Linked DNA regions of Homo sapiens: all the other regions are linked to region 1. A link is a contact called in ENCODE Hi-C or POLR2A ChIA-PET data. All regions are on one chromosome and are shown on one strand. Each heading gives the region's core, a stretch centred on a gene start or an enhancer-like site at or near the end of the contact. The rest is flanking DNA. Distances are from core to core; before and after follow the strand shown. Region 1 overlaps RBL2 (RB transcriptional corepressor like 2). Region 2 overlaps CHD9 (chromodomain helicase DNA binding protein 9). Region 3 overlaps FTO (FTO alpha-ketoglutarate dependent dioxygenase).

Region 1 (3,858 bases), core at 599-3,098:
AAAGAATAGGAAATTGGAAAATGGTCAATAACCAAATCTTAGAAAGCAGACAGGGCTCAAACTAACCTGAGAATCTGTTCCAGTTTCTCACTTGGTGCATTCCTGAGGCCTGTCAGCATGGTGTGAAGACGACTCAAGCTATGCGTAGCTGTAGAAACTGGAGTCACACAAGGGCTATTCTCCTTAATGTACCTAACACCAGTTAGTGGTGTGGAGATTCTAAGTGCTTTGGACTAAAGAAAAAAAAAATTACACAGAATTAATAAACATTTTTTAAAGAACATTATTTTAGGCCAGAAAGACTTTAATTCACTTCACAAATGGGACTTCAAGCCAGTAAGACTTTATCTTTACAATATCAATAAATTTTAGTGACTCAAATGTCACCATTCTTGGAATTTAAACATAACAGCATTAAGAGCCGCCAATATCCATGTGAAGACGAAGGTGTGAAAGAATAATTTGTATTTTAGCTAACTAAAAGTTTGTCTCTTAAAAGTTAAAACTCTAAAATAAGGTACAGCTCCCTACATTCCCTCTTGTAAAACTTATGCTCGGAGGCAAAGATAAGCATTCTGCTCACCTGAAAAATTAAGATTATTCTCAGCTCTGAGAAACAGAATTTCACAATTCCCATCTACTGCTATTTTTGCAGACACTCAAAGATAAAAGAAAATTGTGATTAAATTTGGTTCCAAAAAAAATCCATGATTTAACAAAAGCCTACTGATATGGTTTGGCTATGTCTGCATCGAAGCCTCAACTTGAATTGTATTTCCCAGAATTCCCATGTGCTGTGTGAGGCACCCAGTGGGAGGTAATTGAATTATGGAGGCCAGTCTTTCCCGTTCTATTCTTGTGATAGTGAATACGTCTCGCGAGATCTGACGGCCTTATCAGGGGTTTCCACTTTTGCTTCTTCCTCATTTTTCTCTTGCCACCGCCACCTAAGAAGTGCCTTTCGCCTCACACCATGATTCTGAGGACTCCCCAGTCATGTGGAACTGTAAGTCCAATTAAACCTCTTTTTGTTCCCAGTTTTGGGCATGTCTTTATCAGCAGCGTTAAAATGAATTAATACACCCACCATCCAAATATTCAAATTTGCTTCAGAGACAGATAATAAGTTGAACATTCCCTAAAAAGGCAACTTGATGCAGAACAGCCTTCATTGGTCTTCCTGCCCCTCCTCTACCTTTGGTTACCAGAATCTATCACAGGTTCTCCCCCTAAGGTAGACAGGTCTTCAGAGAAATAAGTTAAAGTCAACATTCTTGACAATAAATATGGAGAAGATGTGACTTGGTGTCAAAGGAGCCAGTAAAACATCTTTCTGATTTTTCAAATAAACTCTGAAAGGTTAAGATAGCTTAACAATGTCTTTTAATATTCAAGATAAAATTTCCCTGTGTATTAAATGTACTTATTCTAATTTTTTAAAAAACCTAGCAAAACTTTCACCTGGCAACAGAGCCAACTATTCAAGTTTCATAAGATATAGAAAAGCACAGAAATTTACTGTATACAGAAACAAACCTACATGTTTTCTCTATGTCTTAAAGTGTAATACAACTAAGACTTTCACTTTGTTTCAAAGAAATTCATTCTATAATTAAGTCAATAAAATGATTTGGGTAGATTATTGCATTCAAAAGGCTGCTCCCTGCCTTACAAGGTTTCTTGCAGCCAACTACTTCACTGTGCATGAACCGATGCCTACATTGGGAGGCACTGGGAGGGAAAAACACCTTGTACACAAACAGGAGAATCAACAGCAGCCAGCAGCATATAACCACATCACCCACAGGCAGCAGTAGTTTCACAGAGGAAACTAGGTGTGACAACCACAAACAGCTTCCTGCCAGAGTCCTCAAGGTCAACATGGTGCTTCTTGGTAGCACTGTGCTTAGCTTAAAGCTTCCTGTTCATTCTGATCAAGAGGAATCTTTAACTTGGGTGCAAATATTAAGTCGGTATCTTAAAAATATTAGGATGTTCCATCTCCAAATGAAGACTTACAAAATTTGGAGTGACCCTGAGCTTTGTCCTTAGTCCTCTTGTATTCTCTCTCAATTCATACCTCTAAGTAATCCCTCCTCATTTTATAGCTTTAAAAGCCATCTACGGCTGGGCATGGTGGCTCACGCCTATAATCCCAGCACTTCAGGAAGCCGAGGCGGGAAGATCATGAGGTCAGGAGTTCAAGACCAGACTAGCCAAGATGGTGAAATGCCGTTTCTACTAAAAATACAAAAAATTAGCTGGGCATGGTGGCAGGCACCTGTAATCCCAGCTACTCAGGAGGCTGAGGCAGGAGAATCGCTTGAACCCAGGTGGCAGAGGTCACAGTGAGCCGAGATTGCACCACTGCACTCCAGCCTGGGTGACAGAGCGAGACTCCATCTCAAAAAAAAAAAAAAAAAAAGCTATCTGTACCCACCCTGATGACCCCAGGACATATATACACAACCCCTAACCTCTACTGTGAACTGTGAACTCCGGTCTTGTATACCTCAACTGTCTATTCAACTTCTCTACTAGGATGCTTAAAAGACATCTCTAATTTAACATGCTAATAACCCTAACTCTTGATTCCCCTTCCCCCAGACTTGCTCTTCCCTCTTAATAAATTTCAGTAGTAAATGTTCCCCGAATGTCTACTATGTGCCAAGCGCTGCATACAACACTGGTCACAGCCTTGGTGAAGCTTATATTCTAATGCAAGGAGACAGGTAATAAACAATTCTTTCTACCTACCTCCCTACTTACTGTCAGACAGTGATAAATACGAAGAGAAACACTAGCAAGCAGAGTCAGGGGGAAAAGAAGTCCTGAGGGTTGGGGAGGATGTTGTGGTTATTATTGACATAGCAGTTGGGTTATCAGAGACCAGAATGAAGTGAGAAGGAAGCCACATGAGTCTCTTGAAGCAATACAGTTTAGGCAGAGGGAATTGCAAAGGCAAAGGCTTTGTGTTGCAGGCATGCCTGGCATATCTGAAGAACAAAAAAGGAGGTTAATGTGGCATAAGTGGGTGAGGAGGGAGGAAAGTAGATGAATTCAGAGAGAGCCAGGGCCAGATAACTTACAACATTACAGGCACTTGTCAGGATTTTAGCTTTTATATCATTCACCCAACTGGAGACATCACTGTTCTCTTTTTCTCATACCCTAGATACAAACCCTCGGTAAATCCTGTGGGTGCCATCTCCAAAATATGGCCCAGCTACAAACCATTCTCTGAAGCAAGCCACCATAAACTATTGCCAGAATCATTCCAATAGCTTCTTAACTCCCTACTTCCACCCTTGCCTCTAATCCCACTTTCCCAGAAGACCTTTAAAAATGTAAATCAGTCACTCCTCTTAATAACCCTCTTAATGGCTTTCACCTCAATCAGAGCAGAAGCAAAAGTCCTTACGATGGCTTCCAAAGCCTACACGGTCTGTCTGGCTCTCTTGTTCCCTCTTCCCTGCATTTCTTTTTCTTCTTCTTTTCTTTTTTTTTAAAGACAGGCTCTTGCTCTGTCACCCAGGCTGGAGGGCAGTGACGCGATCACGGCTCACTGCAGCCTGGAACTCCTGGGCTCAACGAATCCTCCTAACTCAGCCTCGCAAGTAGCTGGGCCCACAGGTGGACACAACCATGGCCAGCTTATTTTTTGTATTAATATTTTATGTAGAGACGGGGTCTCACTTTGTTGCCCAGACTAGTCTTGAACTCCTGGGCTCAGGCAGTCTTCTGCCTCAGTCTCCCAATGTGCTAGGATTACAAGTATGAGCCATCACACCTGGCCTCCCGTCACTTCTTACCACTTTTTCCCTCACTCTATTCCTACCACACTAGCATTCTCACTGT
Region 2 (3,858 bases), core at 376-2,875, 370 kb after region 1:
TACATTTGTACTAGAATGTAAGCCCCTAGAAGGCAGGAACCTTGTATGACTCCTTCACTGCCCTACTCTCAGGGTCAAGGACAATGCCTGGCACATAGCAGGTGCTCAATAAATAGTTCTTGAATGAGCGAATTGGGTTATGACAGATTAGAGTAAAAATAATGATGATGATGATAATCCCTAACATTAATTGCATCTTGGCTATGTGCCACGCATAGTGCTTAGGGCTGTAATAGATAATCCCATCTAAGCTTTACAACAACCCAATAAATGGGGGTACTATTGTTATTCACATTCTGCAGATGAGTTAATGCGATTCAGAGAAGTCAGTGATTTTCCTAAGGCCACATAGCTAGCTGAATAGGTTGTGACCAAAGTGATATGAATTTGCAGATTCAGAGAGGCTCACCACCTAAAAATGGAACATAGGGGTGGCCCTAGTGCCTGAGAGGCAATGATGAGAGTCACTGAATTTTGATATCTTTCTCACTCTTCAAGAATCCAATATTAAAGTGCAGATGCAGCAGGGCATAATGGCTCATGCCTGTAATCCCAACACTTTGGGAGGCAAAGGCAGGAGGATGGCTTGCGCTCAGGAGTTTGAGACCAGCCCTGGCGACATAGTGAGACCCCATTTTTACAAAGAATGCAAAAATTAGCTGGGTGTGGTGGTGCACGCCTGTAGTCCCAGCTATTCGAGAGGCTGAAATGGGAGGATCACTTAAGGTTGAGAGATTGAGGCTGCAGGGAGCCTTGGTCACACCACTGCACTCCAGCCTGGATGACAAAGTGAGATCCTTTCTCTAAATAAATAAATAAATAAATAAATAATAATAAAGGTGCAGGTGCCTCTGGAAAAGTCAAATCTAAATTTCCAATGAGGAAATAATCTAGTTTATCTGTTTGCTTCCTAAGTGTGGAGAGTGGGGTTCTTTTGCAGGGATGGGATTTAGGGTGGGTAGGGGTTACACGTAACAGACACAGAGTTTGCTAGGGAGGGAGCTGAGAAGGCACTTAAGATGAATGTTGACTGTTTTTACTGAGAACTGGCCTAGGACTTCAGGAGGGCAAAAGGGTGTTTGGGCTCCCAAATCACCTTCATGGGACATCTGTCACCCAGCAGCCCAAGGGCCCTGGAAGGTAAAGAGCTGAGTGACAACAGTTGTTTGTCTCCGAGAGAGGTAGCAGTACAGAGACATTATCAAAGGGGGTTTTCTTTTATGTTTGCATATTTTATGATAAGCATGTATTTGCATATCACCTATGGAGTTAAAAGTATATTTAAATAAATGAAAAACTAGAAATGGGTGGAAGAAGGTTGAGAAAAGTCATGGGTTGGATTCTCCAAAGCAACACAGCTTCCAAGACCGTACAGCCTGCGCCAGGCTGCAGCTCTCCAGGGCTTGGCTGATTTACTGGAGATGAACTGCAGCCCCCAGCCTTCCCAGGGTATGACAGCCAATGAGCCTGATCCACAGCTGGGGGGGAAGTATTTGCCTTTGCAGTTGGCAGCATCTCCCTGCCTCCAAGCCTTCCTCATGAGAGACTCATTATGCAGTTTGGTCACATGCCCTATGCATTTTAATGAATGAGTCAGGGGACAGACTCAATTTGAAAGAGGAATCGCTGCTCTCGGCTGGGTGAAGGGCTCTCAAGGGATGCTCTTGCAGCTTGGATATTACAAGAAAAGGAAAGGAGGAAGCTCTTTCCATTTAGCAAGAAGGAAAGGAGGTCTGAAGAGGAAGGTCAAAAGGAAGGAAGGAGAGAAGGAAGGGAGGGAGGGAGGAAGGAGAGAGGGAAAATGGAAGGGACAGAAATAACTGCCTGGAGTTCAGAAAACAGTCCTTGAACAGATGCTGCCCACCAGGCACTCGTTTGCTCCTTTATCCTCCACTTATTTATTCCAAACATTTAGTGCTGTGTAAGTGCCAGGACCACACTAGGCATGGGAGTTATAAGACAAATGAGACAGAGTCCTTGTCCAAAAGGAGTTTGCAGGAAACCAAACCAGTTTGGTCATGTCAGAGTAACTACGGCAGGGGTCTAATTTGGGAGGTGGGATGAGCAAAAGGAGACGGCGTTCGCCTCCTCCCTGTGAGTACACCCATGGGAAGGCAGGGGATCCCTGGCTCCAGGGCCACCATTTCTTAAGCACTTCCCACCTGCCAGATGTAGGGGTGAGGACATCACAGTTAGTATCTCCCTGAATCCTCACAATCATCCCAGGAGGCAGATCCTGTTACTGTCACATTTTTTACAGATGAGGAAACTGAAGCAGAGAGAGCAGCTTGCCCAAGGTCACCCGGGGATTTGAACTCAGTTCTGTCTGACTCCAGCGTTCTTGGCAGCTCAGTTCTATGCTGTCAGCCAACCACTGGATGGGGAATGCTGGAGAAGGCCTTTCCCTTCCCAGGCTTCCTTCCAAGAACACTCTGAACCCCCAGGAGGAAGGGGTTGGTGTGGATCCAGATGGAGTCAGCGCCAACCAGCCTGGGAGCAGATCCGAAACCTCACTGAGTGGGGCTGTGTGTGGGACTGAGAGCCCAAGGGCGGGGGAGAGGAAGGAAGCTGAGCCTCACCGCGGTCAGTCGGGGGGGGGTGAGCTGTTCCCATCCTCCACACCACAAAACACAGGGCAGCAGATGCCTAGCAAATGGGCGTGTGAGAGCATGGTGGGCAGGCAGGCAGGCAATGTCACCAAATTACTCAACAAAGCCACCCTGGCTTTGAACTTTGAGCCAGACTCTGCTGGGACAGGGCATGGGGGTTGGGGTGGGGTGGCACTCACCACTGTGAAAAGGATGTCTGCCACCCCCCTGCCCCCAAGTGGGAGAACATAGCCTGGGGAGAAGCCAAGAAACTGGAAAGCCACCGCACACCCACATTCTCATGAATTTTTACAGCTGGAGAGAAAGAGCGATACACAAGCCCGGCAGGACTCTGGGGCCCTGGGCTTCATGCCGGGGAGGAAAGAAAGGCCACCTGCCATGAACCTGGACTGCACACAAAAACAGCCTTTACTGAGCGATTACTGTATGCCAGGACCGTCATACACGTGATCCCACAGAACCCTCACTGTCACTATCCCCATTATACTGAAGAAGAGATCTCGACTGATGTGCAGAGAGATTAATACCTTGCCACACTCACATGTTTTCCTGCTTTTGGTTTTCACAAGGAGAGATTTTTCCTAAACACCCCTCTTTATCTTCACTCTCACTGTCCACAATAATGGAATGACTGATCTGAATGGGTGACTTGGGAAGACTCTCTGGAATGATCAGCTCAGCCCCATCCTTCTCCCAGGCTCGGTCAGGAAGCTCATTTTGTTCTCACACTCAGCTGCAACCTCCATGCTAGCTTTAGTGGTAATTAAGGTGGTATGTTGGCTCCCTGCCATTCCTTTGTCTTCTTTCTCAATGTGTTCAGAACCTGGAGGCAGAGGAGGGACTCCGGTTTTTGGAAGACTCTTTGGAGATGTCAGCAACACTTAAGAGGATGCTGAGACTCTGGCCAAACCATCCTCATTTGACTGGGGGATTCTTCTCTCCCTCCACATCCTGGCAAAGGATGCTCTTGGCTCCAGGATCAAGTTCCCTTGAAAGAAGTCCAGGAACCAGCCCTGCAACCAGCGTGGCCTCCCCTTCTTTTTGTTTTATTTTTGATTGGCATTTTTTTCTGGGACGAGGAAGACCAAGTCTTGTACCCAGCTGCCTGGTGTAAAGGGGATCAGTCATGTGAGGGTGTTCCTCGTGTGCCAGTGTCTTTCCTTCCAGTTCTTTCCCTTGCCACCTGCCAGGGCATCAACAATGGGTCCTTGACATACTCAACTGCCATCAGTCTAAACTGTTTACTCAG
Region 3 (3,858 bases), core at 891-3,390, 360 kb before region 1:
ACAAGAGCCAAAGACAGAGTGGCATGCTACGAGGAGGCAGAGGAAGGCGGAGGCCAGATCACACATAGCCCTAGAGGTCGTGGTAAGGAATCTGAAGCTAACTCTAGATGCACTGGAGGATGTAGAAGGGAGAAAAATAACTTGATTTACATCTTATACAATCGCTCTTAGTTATAATATCAGGCACAGATTGGAAAGAGGCACATGTGAGCGTGGAATGTGCTATTACAATCATCTGGAAGAAAAGTGATGGTCTGGACTAAAATAGAGACAAAGATAAGTGGACAGATGAAATACATACGTTGTAGGTAGAACTAAAGGATGTGCTTATGAATTAGATGTAAGGGATAAAAAAAGATATAAGTCTTTTGGGGTTTTTTGGGTTTTTTTGAGATGGCGTTTCGCTCTTGTTGCCCAGGCTAGAGTGCAATGGCATGATCTTGGCTCACTGCAACCTCCACTCCTGGGTTCAAGTGATTCTCCTGCCTCAGCCGCCCGAGTAGCTGAGATTACAGGCATGCGCCACCACACCTGGCTAATTTTGTATTTTTAGTAGAGACGGGGTTTCTCCCTGTTGCTCAGGATAGAAGTTAAGAATACATTCCAGATTTCTGGATTTAACAACTAAATAAACAATTTACTATTCTGTGAAATAAGGAAAACTGAGGCAAAAGAGAAATAGTAGAAAGAAGAAAAGGGGGAAATGAAGAGTTCACTGTAGAGCTGCAGCCTTGAAGATACCTATGAAACCTCCAGGTGAAAATATGGTGGGCGGGGGGAGGGGAATTGGATGTACACATCTGGAGCTCAGAAGAGAAAGCAGGGCAGAGGAACGCAATGTGGGAGTGATCAGCACACAGCTTGGTTTTAAAGGCCTAGAAATGAATGAGATCACCTAGGGAAACAGTACAAATATCAAAAGGAGACCAAAGCTATTTCCTGAGTCGCAGCAGAAGCCTCAACAAAGGAGAACCAGCAGAGTGTATTATTGCAGAAGCTAAAAGAGGAGAGCATTTCTAGAAGGGCGGGGTACTCAACTATGTCACCTGACACTGAGAGGCCAAGTGAGATGAAGACAGATGATCCAGTAGATTTGGCAGCATGAAAATCACTGATGGCAATGACACGAGCAATCTCAGTAGAGTGCTGGGGGTGAAAGTCAGATTGGAGTAGGCGAAGATGGAATGAAAGAGGAGGAAGTGAGATGGCATGTAGAGATGTCTCTGAATGGTTCTGCTATGAAGGGGAGTAGAAAAATGGAGCTTTTGATAAAGAAGAAGGCTAGACTAAGGGACAATCTCTAATGATGGAAGACGCTAGAGAACACCAGAGTTTCTCAGTACACTCATGAGAATGATACAAGAGAAAGAGGCTGACGATGCAGAGAGAGTGAATAACCAAAGAAGTCGAGACCTTGAGTGTCTAGAGCAGTAGCCCCCAAGTCAGGTATGCAAGGCTTTGTAAGGCCATCTGGAAGAGTGGTGGGGCACAGGGGAGAGGTAGAACTGCTTTATTTTTAATATAAAATGAAAGAACTCAAGCATTATTAAAATATGTATGCATATATATATATACACACACACATATACACACAAATAGGTTTAATATGAATATTATTATAAAACAGACACGAGTACATGAGTACTACCACCAGCACACTACTGGTGGTGTGCTGGAGTCAGTCCACACTGGCTCATGAGAGCCCACTGTGTGCATCTCTTTCCAACTGCACATTCAGTAACACCGTGACGGTGGCTTGAAACTGTCCACAGTGAGAGTATTTACACTGCGGAAATCAAAAAACACTAAAAATCAAGGCTGGTTCTTTCCCCCTACAGGCCACTTGTTAAACACTTTCTAGGATGTCACTGTATGTGCTTATCTACTGATAAGAGTATGTGATCAAAAATATGTGGATAGGAGAGAAGATACTTCTTATATTGGAATAGGCTAGAAGGAAAAAGAAGGTATGAATTCAGATAGGATGATAAATGTAATAATAGTAGGCAGATGAGTACGTTCTAGGGTTTCTTTTGGAGGGGTGGTAGTTAGAGAATGCTCTGACTTTCTCAATGAAGTTAAGGTGAATCACTAGCTAAGAATGTATGCTGGTCATTAGAGCTGTTTGCCAAATAGTTCTGGATTCCTCCTCTGCCACCCAGCTTTTTGGGCCCAGTGTAAAATTACACTTCCTGGTCCCCTCAGGATGGATGAAACATGGGATTACTTCTGTCCAGTGAAAAATGATGGCCATCCCTTCCAGCCTGGAACATGTCATTGTCACTGCAAGACCCTCCAGCATACTCTGCACCCCTCTGCCACAGCAACCAGCTGGTGGCTGCTTGGATCTCTGAGCTACTTTAATGGGTAGTGACTCTGTGCCAACCCACAAATGATACATAAAATGGACAAGAAATATTATTGTGTGGAGCCACTGAGATTTGAGAGTTATCAGTTACTATAGCATAATCTAGCCTGTTCTGAATGAGGCAGAGTGCAGGAGATATTATAGAAGACATGCAGAAAGTGGGAGGAAGTATGCAGAAGAAAAATGAATGAGTCAAGTCTGAATGTGAAAAAATGACTTTACTAGGTAAGTGTGGTAGGACTGCCCTGCTTCTCAAAATGCCTATCTGAGGTGTTGACCATGAATTGAAAGTGACAAAGAGAAGAGTCATGTGGCATACCACTATGGATTGTCATTGAGATTGTCAGGGATCCATTAAGGATTGAGTTTCCATATTTTAGTTATCCCCATTGGAAAACAGAAACAGTGATATCGTACTTTCTATTTACATAGCTTATGAAGAAAGCAATGCAATCCTGTAAGCAGAGACCAAATATTCTGAAGCCATGAGCAGCAACTCTAATTCTATCACTATACTGGTTACTTTCTTAGCAAGTCCCTGAGGCCCCAGTATACTCAAAGCAATGATGAAGAAGTGATGAAGAAGGTAATTTCTTCACACTGTCTTAACACCTCCAGTACTCTCTGAATGGTCCTTAGTATAAAACAATAAAGAAAAGTATGGTAATTCCCAAGAACTCTGTTTCTGAACACACTCCCCTCTGGGACTAAGAAAGGAATACTGAAAATAATGCACTCATATGCACAAACGCCTGCCCACCCCCCATTAAAATTCTGCTGCCCTTATTCAACATACACTGGGTCTCAACACTGCATAAGATATATTTAATATGGGGAAATTATAACCCTATAGACCAGGAAAAACATATAACCACATAAATATCATCTGTAAATACCTTGACATAAAAAACAGCATAAAAAGAAAATAATGGCATGGGAAAATATTCCATTTTTTTCCCACTCAGATCATGTCCCCTTTCTCTCTGACCATATGTGCTTCTATTCCTGCAGTCCTCAAGTGTCCAGCTCTTAAATACTTCCCCCAGGCTCCTCCCCCAACTCCACACCTGGATGGTCCTTCCCATCCCTGGGTCATTTTCTTATAGAAACCTTTCCTGGACATGGATGAAACTGGAAATCATCATTCTCAGTAAACTATCGCAAGAACAAAAAACCAAACACCGCATATTCTCACTCATAGGTGGGAATTGAACAATGAGATCACATGGACACAGGAAGGGGAATATTACACTCTGGGGACTGTTGTGGGGTGGGGGGAGGGGGAGGGATAGCATCAGGAGATATACCTAAAGCTAGATGATGAGTTAGTGGGTGCAGCGCACCAGCATGGCACATGTATACATATGTAACTAACCTGCACAATGTGCACATGTACCCTAAAACTTAAAGTATAATAAAAAAAAAAAGGAAACCTTTCCTGAATCTCCACCCTCAAATAGGTGCCCTCTGTTATCACTCCCCACGCTTTA

The links. Hi-C counts contacts between places; a loop is a spot of excess contacts on that map. ChIA-PET counts read pairs that join two places held with the same protein, here RNA polymerase II (POLR2A). Pooled maps may share reads with other maps.
Region 2: a map of natural killer cell shows a loop between it and region 1 (2.3-fold over the local background). The contact joins two enhancer-like sites. A Hi-C loop is called at or near these places in 1 of 168 maps with a recorded cell type or tissue (natural killer cell), 3 of 37 single-sample maps with no recorded cell type and 7 of 50 pooled maps. POLR2A ChIA-PET finds 5 or more read pairs at or near these places in 1 of 52 experiments (AG04449).
Region 3: a pooled map shows a loop between it and region 1 (5-fold over the local background). The contact joins two enhancer-like sites. A Hi-C loop is called at or near these places in 3 of 50 pooled maps. POLR2A ChIA-PET finds 5 or more read pairs at or near these places in 2 of 52 experiments (GM12878 and T-cell).

Annotation. Positions count from the first base shown.
Region 1 is chr16:53,455,826-53,459,683 of GRCh38, reverse strand. RBL2 (RB transcriptional corepressor like 2) reads right to left here. Exons shown (of 22, transcript NM_005611.4): 9 at 67-233. Among named protein-coding and RNA genes, the nearest start is that of RBL2, 23 kb to the right of the region's middle. Within about 2 kb of position 1,848, at least 6 of the 41 ENCODE cell types and tissues checked have a DNase peak (open chromatin) inside an H3K27ac peak, as active enhancers do.
Region 2 is chr16:53,089,743-53,093,600 of GRCh38, reverse strand. All of the region lies in intron 1 of CHD9 (chromodomain helicase DNA binding protein 9), which reads right to left. Among named protein-coding and RNA genes, the nearest start is that of CHD9, 37 kb to the right of the region's middle. RefSeq lists an enhancer at 1,577-2,262. Within about 2 kb of position 1,625, at least 34 of the 41 ENCODE cell types and tissues checked have a DNase peak (open chromatin) inside an H3K27ac peak, as active enhancers do.
Region 3 is chr16:53,820,418-53,824,275 of GRCh38, reverse strand. The region is part of intron 2 of FTO (FTO alpha-ketoglutarate dependent dioxygenase); the gene reads right to left. Among named protein-coding and RNA genes, the nearest start is that of FTO, 120 kb to the right of the region's middle. Within about 2 kb of position 2,140, at least 6 of the 41 ENCODE cell types and tissues checked have a DNase peak (open chromatin) inside an H3K27ac peak, as active enhancers do.